Regions from separate parts of the Mus musculus genome. Here region 2 is linked to region 1. A link is a loop called in an ENCODE intact Hi-C map of the cell type or tissue named here. Cell type or tissue: left cerebral cortex. All regions are shown on one strand. Each heading gives the region's core, and the rest is flanking DNA. Links, peaks and the distances in the headings are about the cores only.

Evidence for each region. Hi-C counts contacts between places; a loop is a spot of excess contacts. Peaks named below come from ENCODE experiments on the same cell type or tissue, not always from the same donor. Only the 100,000 strongest peaks of a DNase experiment are listed, where the experiment ranks them.
Region 2: it touches region 1 in a loop (3-fold over the local background); 10 of 42 quality-filtered maps call a loop at or near these places.

What each region holds. Positions count from the first base shown.
Region 1 is chr10:100,617,416-100,622,800 of GRCm38, reverse strand. It overlaps 1700017N19Rik (RIKEN cDNA 1700017N19 gene), which reads right to left. Exons shown (of 13, transcript NM_001081246.1): 13 at 4,410-4,725. The coding sequence ends at 4,700. Among named protein-coding and RNA genes, the nearest start is that of 1700017N19Rik, 28 kb to the right of the region's middle. In left cerebral cortex, for the core only: no CTCF peak of the experiment used is centred there; a DNase peak (open chromatin) is centred at 3,132.
Region 2 is chr10:102,446,790-102,452,174 of GRCm38, reverse strand. No RefSeq gene overlaps it. Among named protein-coding and RNA genes, the nearest start is that of Nts, 41 kb to the left of the region's middle. In left cerebral cortex, for the core only: CTCF peaks have their summits at 224 (motif pointing left) and 2,523 (motif pointing left); DNase peaks (open chromatin) are centred at 230 and 2,526.

The DNA.
Region 1 (5,385 bases), core at 196-5,195:
CACATTAGTGGAAACCTTAATTAGTTACAACAGAGCAGAGAAGTCTCAGTTAGACACCTCAGATGCTCTCTGGTAAATCTTACCCTTTGGGTGGATTAGACTGGGTTCTGTAAACATAGTCCGAGAAATTTGTTAGTCCCCAGATGTTAGGTCTGACACAGGGGTGAGCAAGCAATGGCTATTCCTAGGGCTAAAGACTTTCCTAGATAAACTGTAATTAGAGTCTGGAGTTACAGCAAGATCTAACCAAGTCAATCAACCGTCACAGTCTCAGCTTCTCAAGGAGTTCCTGATGTCTGCCAAGTATCACCTTTTGTTTAGAGGGGGATGAGTGGGTCTATTATTTATTAAATATTGTATTGCCTCACATAGCAAGGATGGGTGAGGCTGGTGTAGACAAGACTCATCTGGTCTTGAGTAGGGGGCAGTATAGCCATCTCAGAAGAAAGCGATAGATGGCAAACATTTAGAACGAACCTCCTGGGTCAAATCAAAATGATTAGCCATCATGGTCTGGATTTGACCTTATAAAAATTCCATCCTTGGAGTCTAACATAAAATTTACATGTGAAAATTATAGGTCTATTATACTTAAAATTAAAATATTCAAGTACATTAGCCTGCTGGAAAAACATAAGAGAGACTTGCATTTTCAGTGGCCAACATTAACATTTAAAAATGTTACTAGACTTGCTACATGTTCTCCCTGTCTGTATAGTTACTTGTATTCCATGAACTATTTTACTTATAGCTAGAGTATTTACACAAATTTATCATTTTTAAATTTTGGGGATTTTCAGTTCAGCTTGATCTCTTGTGGAGTAACTCTGGCTGTAGCTCCAGGAAATGAATGTGGATAATCTGTCAGATATATTTCATTGATAGTTACCATTTATCAAAACCCACAAGGCACAACTCTTAATGTTTCACATATTGTTTCTAAGATCCAGCCCACTCCTATCAGAAAAGTATATTGCAAATTAGAAAAGTATTCTTTAGAGAAATGAAGTATTTCCTCCAAGGTCAAATGGCTAGCTAGCACCTGAGAAACTTGGGAGCCTTAAGTAGTTCTTGGGGCTACTGGCTGCAAGCTGCAAGGGTTTACTGACTTTATTGGCAATTACCCAGCCAGCCCACTAAGCTCACTTAACTTGCTGGAAGGCCATGCTTTCCCTGGGGTGAAGAACATAAAGCATCATTTGCAAAAAGAACTCAGTTGTCTGCACACACACACACACACACGCACACAGACACACACACACACACACACAGTGGAGTGAGAGCAGTTCAAAGCAGATGGAACTGGAACACAGAGTTCTCCCTGTCTTCCTAGGATGGTCTGTTTTAATAACCTCACAAATGGCATAAATTTCTTCTTCTGCCAGGAGCAAACTACATGTCTTTTATTATTTTTTTTTCCAGCAAGAAAGACACCAACTTGTGACAAAATAATTACAAATCCAAAGAAATTGTGGGCCTAGAACTTACATCTCCAGGTCAAAACATAGCCAGTGGCAAATATATATCCTTTTTTCAAAGGAAAGGTTGTGTGTAGTGAGTTTTCCTTAAAGATGACCTCAGTGGGAGAAGATGTGCCAAGTCCCCGAGAGACTTGAGGCCCCAGAAATGGGGGAGACCTGGTGTTGGGAGAGTAGGGGGGTAAGGCACAGCAGGGTGGAGGAATAGAGTGAGGAATTGTGGGAGGGGGGACTAGAAGGGGGACAATGGCTGGGTTGTAAATATTTTTTTAAGATAGCATCAATACTTATGAAGACTAGAATTGGAAACAAATTAGTTGGGCTCCCTAAGTGAACTTAACATAAGAGAACTTAAGAAAAAAAAATGTTAGCAGTTGTAGTGTGAGATAAATTATGTATGTCCAGGAACATAAAATTAAAGAGAGGAGAACCAATGAGAACGACATCTTCAGAAGATGTTTCAGAGGCCAGTACCGAATATTTTCAAATACACTGTCATTTATTTGGTGAATTTGTTTTACCAGGATCTGTGTGAATTTAAAAGTAGATCATGGTCATTGTACAAAACAATATTTCTGGCAAGTGCTTTTGTATTCCACGCCTGTTTTTCATTAAGTATAGTAAATATATTATTAAATTTTATACAAAGCAAAAAGAAGGGGGGAAGCATATTGGTTTGTGTTTCTTTTACTCAAACATTGTCCAGCACAATTGTAAACTTAAGTTCATCAAAATCTTGTTCAGGGGTCCATTTATAAATTTTCTCTGACTCAAGCACCCATTCAACATAGAGCATTTATAAATTTTCGCTTGACTAATCTGAAAATCCATTTATTGTTCAAGTTTAGGAATCCATTGTCATCCTTCCCCACAAATAGGTAAGGAATTCCCTCATATTTAATTAACAGGCACTCCTTTCTGCATCAGTCTGTTGCGCTCACCTTGTCCGCATCTCGACAGCTTTATTCCAGGAACACCTCAATGCTACAGGAACCCCTGGAACCCAGGGAGGACTCCTTATATACACCCCAGCACTGGGGAGGGTTATGTGTCCTCCTGGGATTGGTCAGTCGGCCTGGGAGGGGTTGGCGCCAGATTCAGGCTAGCGCCTGCGCAGTGGCGTTGTTTACTGAGACGGGGGAGGCGCCATCTTTTAGGCATTTGGCTGCCTACATCAGTCAACAACCCTTCCTCTGTGGTGTATCACATCACATGGGCATGTAAGCCCGTGTAAGAGGTCTTCTATATTATTCGTTAAGGTTGTCTAAAATACTATAGTAGTGCCTATGATAACCAGTAACAAATCAAAATTTAATTTCAAGTAAATTAAACATTACTCTTGCCCTTCAGAGCAAACCTATATTTTATACTTCTTTGTCGCTCCTTTCTTAAACTATTCTGACCACTCTGGAATTTCATACTCACTTTAGAATAAATTTAAGGTTTCCTGAGAAGAACCAAAGGACTCTGGCTAATATGTTATTAAACAGTTAAGTCTAGAGGTAATTAGCATCTTTGTTTTGATAGACACATAGTTTACAATTGCACGGATTAATGGTCTGGACTGTGATATTTCAACACCTGCAGTGTGCACTGGTCAAATCAAGAACAATGTTTTAGAGTCAGTTCTCTTCCTCGAGCATCTGGTGCGCTGAGTAAGAATTTAGGTCACCAGGCCTGGAGCCAAGGTGCCCTTAGCTGATGAGTCACTCTGCCAGCTCCGATCATTTCTTTACGATGAAATCTTTAAGCACCTCACTTCTATACCTTCATAACTTACGTAATTGTGAGCTCTAGTAGCCATTCTATGCTGTAGAACACTAGAACGTATTCCCTGTATCTTGATTTTCGGGTTCCTTTCATCTAAAGTTTTTACCCCCCACTCCAAGACCACCATCCTACCACCCCATCCCCAGCCCACCGCCAACGTCTAATAGCTGCTATCCTGAACTGAGATCTGTATTGTTTACTTACTCCTACCTGAAAGATAAACATGGTATCTTTGTTTCTGTGACTAAATTATTTTGTGTCACACAAACTGCCCTACAGATAAATCCGTAATAGCTTCTAAGATGGTAATTCATCTTCCTTATTGTTTTTCCAGCTATTTGTTAGATTTGCTCCCCGATGCCTTAAATCTTAGCTGATTAAAGAAAAGTCTGTCAGTTTTCACCTATGTTATATGCTTCCATACTCGTTCCTTTAGATTGAGAGCTAAGCATTTGGGTTCTCCTTTTAGTCACACTGAAAATGAGCGATTTTAGGTAAACTTTCAAAAATTAATTGCTTTTGGTTTTGAGACAGGGTCTCACTATGGAACATACTTTGTTCACCAGGCTGGCTTTAAACTCAGAGATCTGCCTGCCTCTGTCTCCCAAGTATGAGATTAAAGGTGTGTGTCACCACTGGACCCTCACTTCTATCTGTACTTCTGGAGTTACTGAGGACTTGAAATTTCAGTAATACTTCTGGGAACTATGTCAGTTCACTAATTTTTTTTTAAAGAACCTCCTTTGCTCCATTATAATCATATAATTTTGATTTTTTTTGGGGGGGAGGACAGGAAAATGTTTGCTTTTCAGTTTTGACTGTGGCCCATCTCAGCAAATTTTTCAGTTGCCAATTAAAAGATACTGTTCAGCAAATTTCCTGCATGATAAGCCAACTTTGTCTCTGTCTCTGCTGCATCAAAGGATATTCATATTAAAATTCTGCCAAGGTACTCCTCACCAACTGCAGCCCTGGGACGTTGTTGAATTTGTGTATGCTTTATGAACTACGTCTGAGAGCCCTGCCTGAAATCCAGGAGGGGAAAAAGGTGGGAGCTGTTTTCAGTGAAGATTATCACAAAGAGCAGAGATGGAAGCACCAACTTCACCCCGCAGTCTGTGCGCTCTAACTTGCTCACGATTAAAGGATGATTTTAATTGCCAAACTTTGAAATTTTATTAAATGTTTTGTGGTAATGTATTGAATGAATCCCAGACATACATAAATAAACAGGCAGCTGTTTGCAATTTGCATTTTATCAGTTTTGAAAGAGCACAATGTTCTTCCTGCGTCTTATTTTCAGAATTTGCGTTTTATCAGCGTTGGCTACCCACTATATACTATGCAGTACTTGAATATCTCATTCTTTGAATTTTCATTTTTGATTGTGAATCAGATGATGGCTGGAGCTTCTCTCTTTCCTCATTTTCCTCTTCTCTCAACCTCCAGGCTTACTTACTCCCATTTCTTCTTGGCTCTAATAACAAAATACACAAAATATTTAATTTTCTTGACGTTTTTGCTGGGACATCATCACAAAATACATATGAACATATGTATATACCATGAAATCTAAAGGCAAAAAAAAAAAAAAAACCCAAGATGGAGCTTTAGCCATTCAATTGTAAAAATACCATTCAAGCATTCAAGTTTACTAGGTTTCTTTTCAATGTTTTAGAGCATTGCATTTTGGACGGTGGGTGAGTGAAAGACTAAACTGATATTACATGGAAGCCCGCATTCAGGGGACTCCTAGAGAGAATGGAATGAACAGTTGCTAATAGGAAGACAGGCGTCTCCATATTCACTCTGGTATATCCCTATCAGGAGGCACATACGGCCACGGGGAAGACTGGCAATGAAAATCTGTCTTCCCACCTTCAGCTTGTGTCCTTGATTCTCATAGGCAGACAACCCTCCTCTCCCCTCTCCCCTCCTCTCTCCCCTCCTCCCCACTCTCCCCTCCTCCCCTCTCCCCTCTTTCCCTCTCCCCTCTCTCCTCTCTCCCCTCTCTCCTCTCTCCCCTCTCCCCTCTCTATTCTCTCCCTCTACACTCATGTAACATTTTCCCAACAGACTCCTCTGGTCCGTTCACACTCCTGTGGTCTTGGCTGCCAGTGCCTCAGAGGAACAGGCA
Region 2 (5,385 bases), core at 190-5,189, 1.8 Mb before region 1:
AAAAATCTCTAATAAGGAAAAATGGAATAAAGGAGAGACTATTAACGTTTTTAAATTATCTTAGAAAAAATATGGGATTGCTCTGTGAATGGATATAATGATCTGAGAATAAGTGATGAATCACTGACCATCAATAAAATATCCTATGACTTCTTCTAAGGCTCAAGGAACATTGCAGGACACCGCAAGAATGTGAGTCGGGTTATGAAGCGCCATCTACTGGGCAAAGGCAGCCACTGCAATCATGAACTCAAAGTAGCTAAGAAGTCTCAAGTGGGTCTGCCTTAAAGGTGTAAGTACGAAGAGACAAAGTTGGGAGCTAAGATGAAAGGATGGACCATCCAGAGACAGCCCCACCCGGGGGTCCATCCCATAATCAGCCACCAAACGCAGACACTATTGCATATGCCAGCAAGATTTTGCTGAAGGGACCCAGATATAGCTGTCTCATATGAGGCTATGCCTGGGCCTAGCAAACACATAAGTGGATGCTCACAGTCAGCTATTGGATGGATCACAGGGCCCCCAATGAAGGACCTAGAGAAAGTAACCAAGGAGCTAAAGGGATCTGCAACCCTATAGGTGGAACAACAATATGAACTAACCAGTACCCCCAGAGCTCATGTCTCTAGCAGCATATGTAGCAGAAGATGACCTACTCGGCCATCATTGCAAAGAGAGACCCTTGGTCTAGCAAACTTTATATGCCCCAACACAGGGGAACGCCAGGGCCAAGAAGTGGAAGTGGGTGGGTAGGGGAGCAGGGTGGGGGTAGGGTATAGGGGACTTTTGGGATAGCATTTGAAATGTAAATGAAGGAAATATCTAATAAAAATAAATGTGTGTGTGGTAGGGGAAGGTGTAAGCATGAGAGGAAGAGAGGATCAGGAATCCTGTCTCGCTGCGTCACTTCCTGCTTTGGACGGGGTCTGGGAGAACGATGTGGGCCTCTGACTTCAGATGTGTCCTCAGTGGCGACCCCAGCAAGCTCCAGTGGATAGTTACATCAGCAGCCGTACCAAGAGCCTTGGCTAAACCAAATGTTTCACAAACCAAGCCAAACTCTGAAGCTGTGAAGAGGCTGGTGGAGAGCAGGGTATTTAGGAGTGGGGGGAATGGTTTTAAAAGGGTCCAGGGGGAGAATGATCAAAATATAGCATCTACATGTATAAAATCATCTAGGACAAACTAAAGAACTAAACAAAGCAGAAAAAAAGAAAACAGAAAACAAACCAACAAAACAAAACGACAATAATAAGAGCTTCCATAAAAGTCATAAGCACAAATTCTTTAAAAAAAAAAAAACTAGGTATTTTCTTCATTTACATTTCCAATGCTATTCTAAAAGTACCCCAGACCCTCCCCCTACTCCCCTACCCACCCACTCCTACTTCTTGGGCCTAGCTTTCCCCTGTAGTGAGGCATATAAAATTTGCAAGACCAATGGGCCTCTCTTTCCACTGATGGCAGAGTAGGCCATTTTCTGATACATAAAGCACGAATTCTTATCCAACAGAAAAATCATAAGTCCGATTCTTACTTTAAAGCTTTCCCCAATACCTCACTACCCCACTACGTCTTTGATGTGTGCATATGTACAAGTTCATGTGGATGCTTTTGGACATGAGCCCGAGGCTGATGTCTCCATTACTCTCCATTTTCATATGTTCAGAGAGAGAGAGAGAGAGAGAGAGAGAGAGAGAGAGAGAGAGAGAGAGAGAGAGAGAGAGAGAGAGAGAGAGACTCACCTAATCTGAAGCTAATGGATTCAGCTAGACTAGAAGACAAACGATCTTCATATATCTGCCTGTGCTCTCCCTGGCCAAGCTAGCATTACAGGTACAAGCAAGCAAGCAAGCAAGCAAGCAAGCAAGCAAGCAAGCAAGCAAGCAAGCAAGCAAGCAAGCAAGCAAGCAAGCACCATCATGACTTGTTGAGTTCATATCGCTCCTAGGAATATACACTTGCGCTTTCATGTCAAGCACCTTACAGAACAAGCTATCCTTTCGTCCTCTTAGCACTGTACAATAGGTGACCTTATATTTCATTTAAAATTAACAGTATCATAATTTCGGTTGTAAATTGTACATCTTGAAAGAAGATAATATTCATTTAATGATATACATGATATACATGGCTTTCCCTTTTGGTTTTATAAACTTAAGGATATAAGTGGGGGAAAAAAAAGACTTGAAAAAGTCCCGTAGTTTGTTGTTGTCATTGTCTTGTTTTCTGGATGTTCTGCTTTGCTTTATTGTGTTTTGCTAGGATCTCTATAACCAAAGCGGGCCTGGAACTTAATTGTGCCCTTGCCAGGCTTTGAACTTGCAGTCATCCTCCTGCTTTAGCTTCCAGAATGCTCGGATCAGAGACATGACACCTAAACAGTATTTTATTCTTGAATTAACGATTAAATTCAAGGGAAGCATAGTACAACTTGTAAAACTGTTTTGTGGGAAGGGAAAAAAAAAAAAATCAGAGGCTTTTGAAACTTTGATTTCTTGCATTATGTCGCCACCTAGTGGTCACAACTGATAAGGAAAAGGAAAGTGCTTGTGCAGCTCCCAGGATATATGTTATCAGGGAGAACTTACTGTGGCACCTATTTAAGGAAAAAGCAACGGAAGGAATTGCTGATTTGGAGAGCAAAGCAGTCAGTGGCAATCAGTTATCTCAGCTCGCGTTGTTCAGACCATATTTCAACTCATGACGTCTAGCTTCTAATTTAAGGGTTGCTTTACACATAAAATATGCAGTAACAAAAATAATAAAAATCAAAAGTGTCAATTCTTTGACGCCGAAAGTCGCATAGTGAATAACACAGGATAAAGACTTAAAAGTGGTAGCTAAAGCGATGAAAAGTCTTGAAGAGCTGGGGTGTTGTGTTACATAGTAAGATATTTTGGGCAACATTGTGAAGCACAGGAATAAAAACCAAATACAGATAAATGAGATTACATTAATCCAAAACTGTTACTCTTGAATGGAAAAAGAAACTTTAAGTTTACAAAATATAGATCTAAGAACAACTCAATGTATAGAATGTCTGAAGAACTAAAAAAATAGAATGATATATTGTAGATATATAATACAATTAATATAATAAAAGAGAAAAATTGGACTCCAGGGTTGTAGACATGACTCAGCAATCAACTCTCAGAACCATCTATATTTTTACCTCTGAAGGATTCAATGCCCCCCCATTTTTTTTGGCCTCAGCAGATACACCACATGTTCATGGTGTACAGACATGTTTTTCTGACCAAATGTTCTTATAGAGCAAATTAGTTAATTAATTAATTAATTAATAATGTGAACAAAAGCCAGTGGGTTGTTCTATTGAAAATATGTTAAGTATTTATTAAGAGGAATATTAGTAAATTTATTTAACAAACTAAGGCAAACCAATAATAAACCAAATACAACTAACACAGAATTAAGTGGAAATTCGGTCAATATTTCTTGTAATAAAACTAGCAAAACCTTTATATTTAGATGAAGTAAAAGCCATGTAAAATGCATTGTAAACATAAAATTATTGCTTCCAGAGAATGATGGAACATCAAATTATATTGGAAATAGTTGTTGCTCTGTAAGCCATAAACTGTTCTCTCTGTGTATCTCTCTGTCTCCCTCTGTGTCTCTCTGTCTCTGTCTCTCTCACTCTCTGTTTCTCTCTTTATCTGAAATGGGATTTCTTAATATAGCCCACACTGTGTCTACTAGGCTGGCCTTGAACTCAGAGATCCTCCTACTTCTGCCTCCAGACTTATGAGATTAAAGGTGCGTGCCCCAACACTTGACAAAGTCACGGTTTTCAACACAGGATTTTTATAAATCTTCAATCAATACTGTATCCAGCAAAGACTCACAAACTTGTTGATTTAAAACAAGATGCTCATGGACCTCCAAAAGACCAATCTTGTAGATAACTTGATTTATTCTGGTCTAGTAGAGTTCTTCAGTGAATCAGAACCAGATACACAAACATATTATTAATATGTATTTATATATTATAAAATATAAATTATTAGAGTGGGTTGTGTGATTCAGACATGAAGGCCAGCTCTCTAAAGTCAGTATTAGCACTTGTGATGGTTAGTCTTGCTTGCTAACTTGTTTAGACCTGGCAACAACAAAACGACACCCAACCCAGCAGATGTATGAGAGGCAAAGTTCCTTTTCTAGGGTAGGTGACACCTTTCCATACAGAAGAGATAAAAGGAGATGGGAGGATGCTTCATGTCATGTTTGCTTCCCATTTTGTTTCTCTGACAACTGTTTTTTTTTAATCACACTATTTCTGCCATTGCTGTTCTTGCTGCAAGCCTTTCCTGCCAACAGACTCCAGCTTCTCTGCCCTCCAATGAACGGAAGATGTCAGAGACCAACTTTCCCTGGTTTTCAGTCCAGGAGATTCTTGCCCCTGTCTTCAAATCTCACCATCCCTGCTTCCATATGATGTAGCTTCTCAAATTTTTGCCTCTTCTTCCATTTTATGAAGATAGTTATAATCATGTCAGTATTACTCAGAAAATCCAGTTTATCCTCTGATAATCTTGAATTAGTCACACGATCAAGGAATCCTTGCAATGGCATAGGAAATATTCACGTTCCATTCCTCTGCTTACTATAATAACTAGGGCTGACTGACCTGGCTTGTATCCTATTTTGCTTTTCTGTGATAAACAATGTGAAAATACACTGCATAGAAAAGGGTTTCTTTCACTTAAACTTTCATTTCACAGTCTATCACTAAATGAAGCCAGGGCATGAGTTCAGGGCAGGACCTGAAGGTAGAAACCATGACGGAACCCTGTTAATTGGCTGGCTAAGGTAACACACACACACACACACACACACACACACACACACACACACACCATGTTCAACTGCCTAAGGATGGTACAGTGGGCTGGGCCTTCTCCATCAATTAGCAATCACAGCAATGCCCTACAGACCTGCGCACTTTCAAACTTATCTAGACAATTCCTCAGTTGGGGCTCTTTCATCTACAGGAATTGGAGATTCTGACAAGTTGACAATAAAAAGTAACTATCCCAGAGAGCCATGATTATTGTTCAGAGATCAATAATTCAGGAGTGAGTAATTTATTTTCATTGCTTATTTTTGCAGTGTTAAAAACCTTTGAGCAAGCTATTCAAGGGCTCTCTCACCGAGTTACTTCTGGGGACTTAGTAGCTTAAGTTAATTTTAAAATACTTAATGTATTACCACTACCATCCTAATGTAATATTAAAATTGTAGATCATTGTAAGCACTTCTAGATTTAGTATGTTTTTTTGGTAAATTCTTATTCTATTTTACATTTTATTTCTCTGCAATTAAAAGTACCTGGTGCCACTCAGATACAAATTATAATAG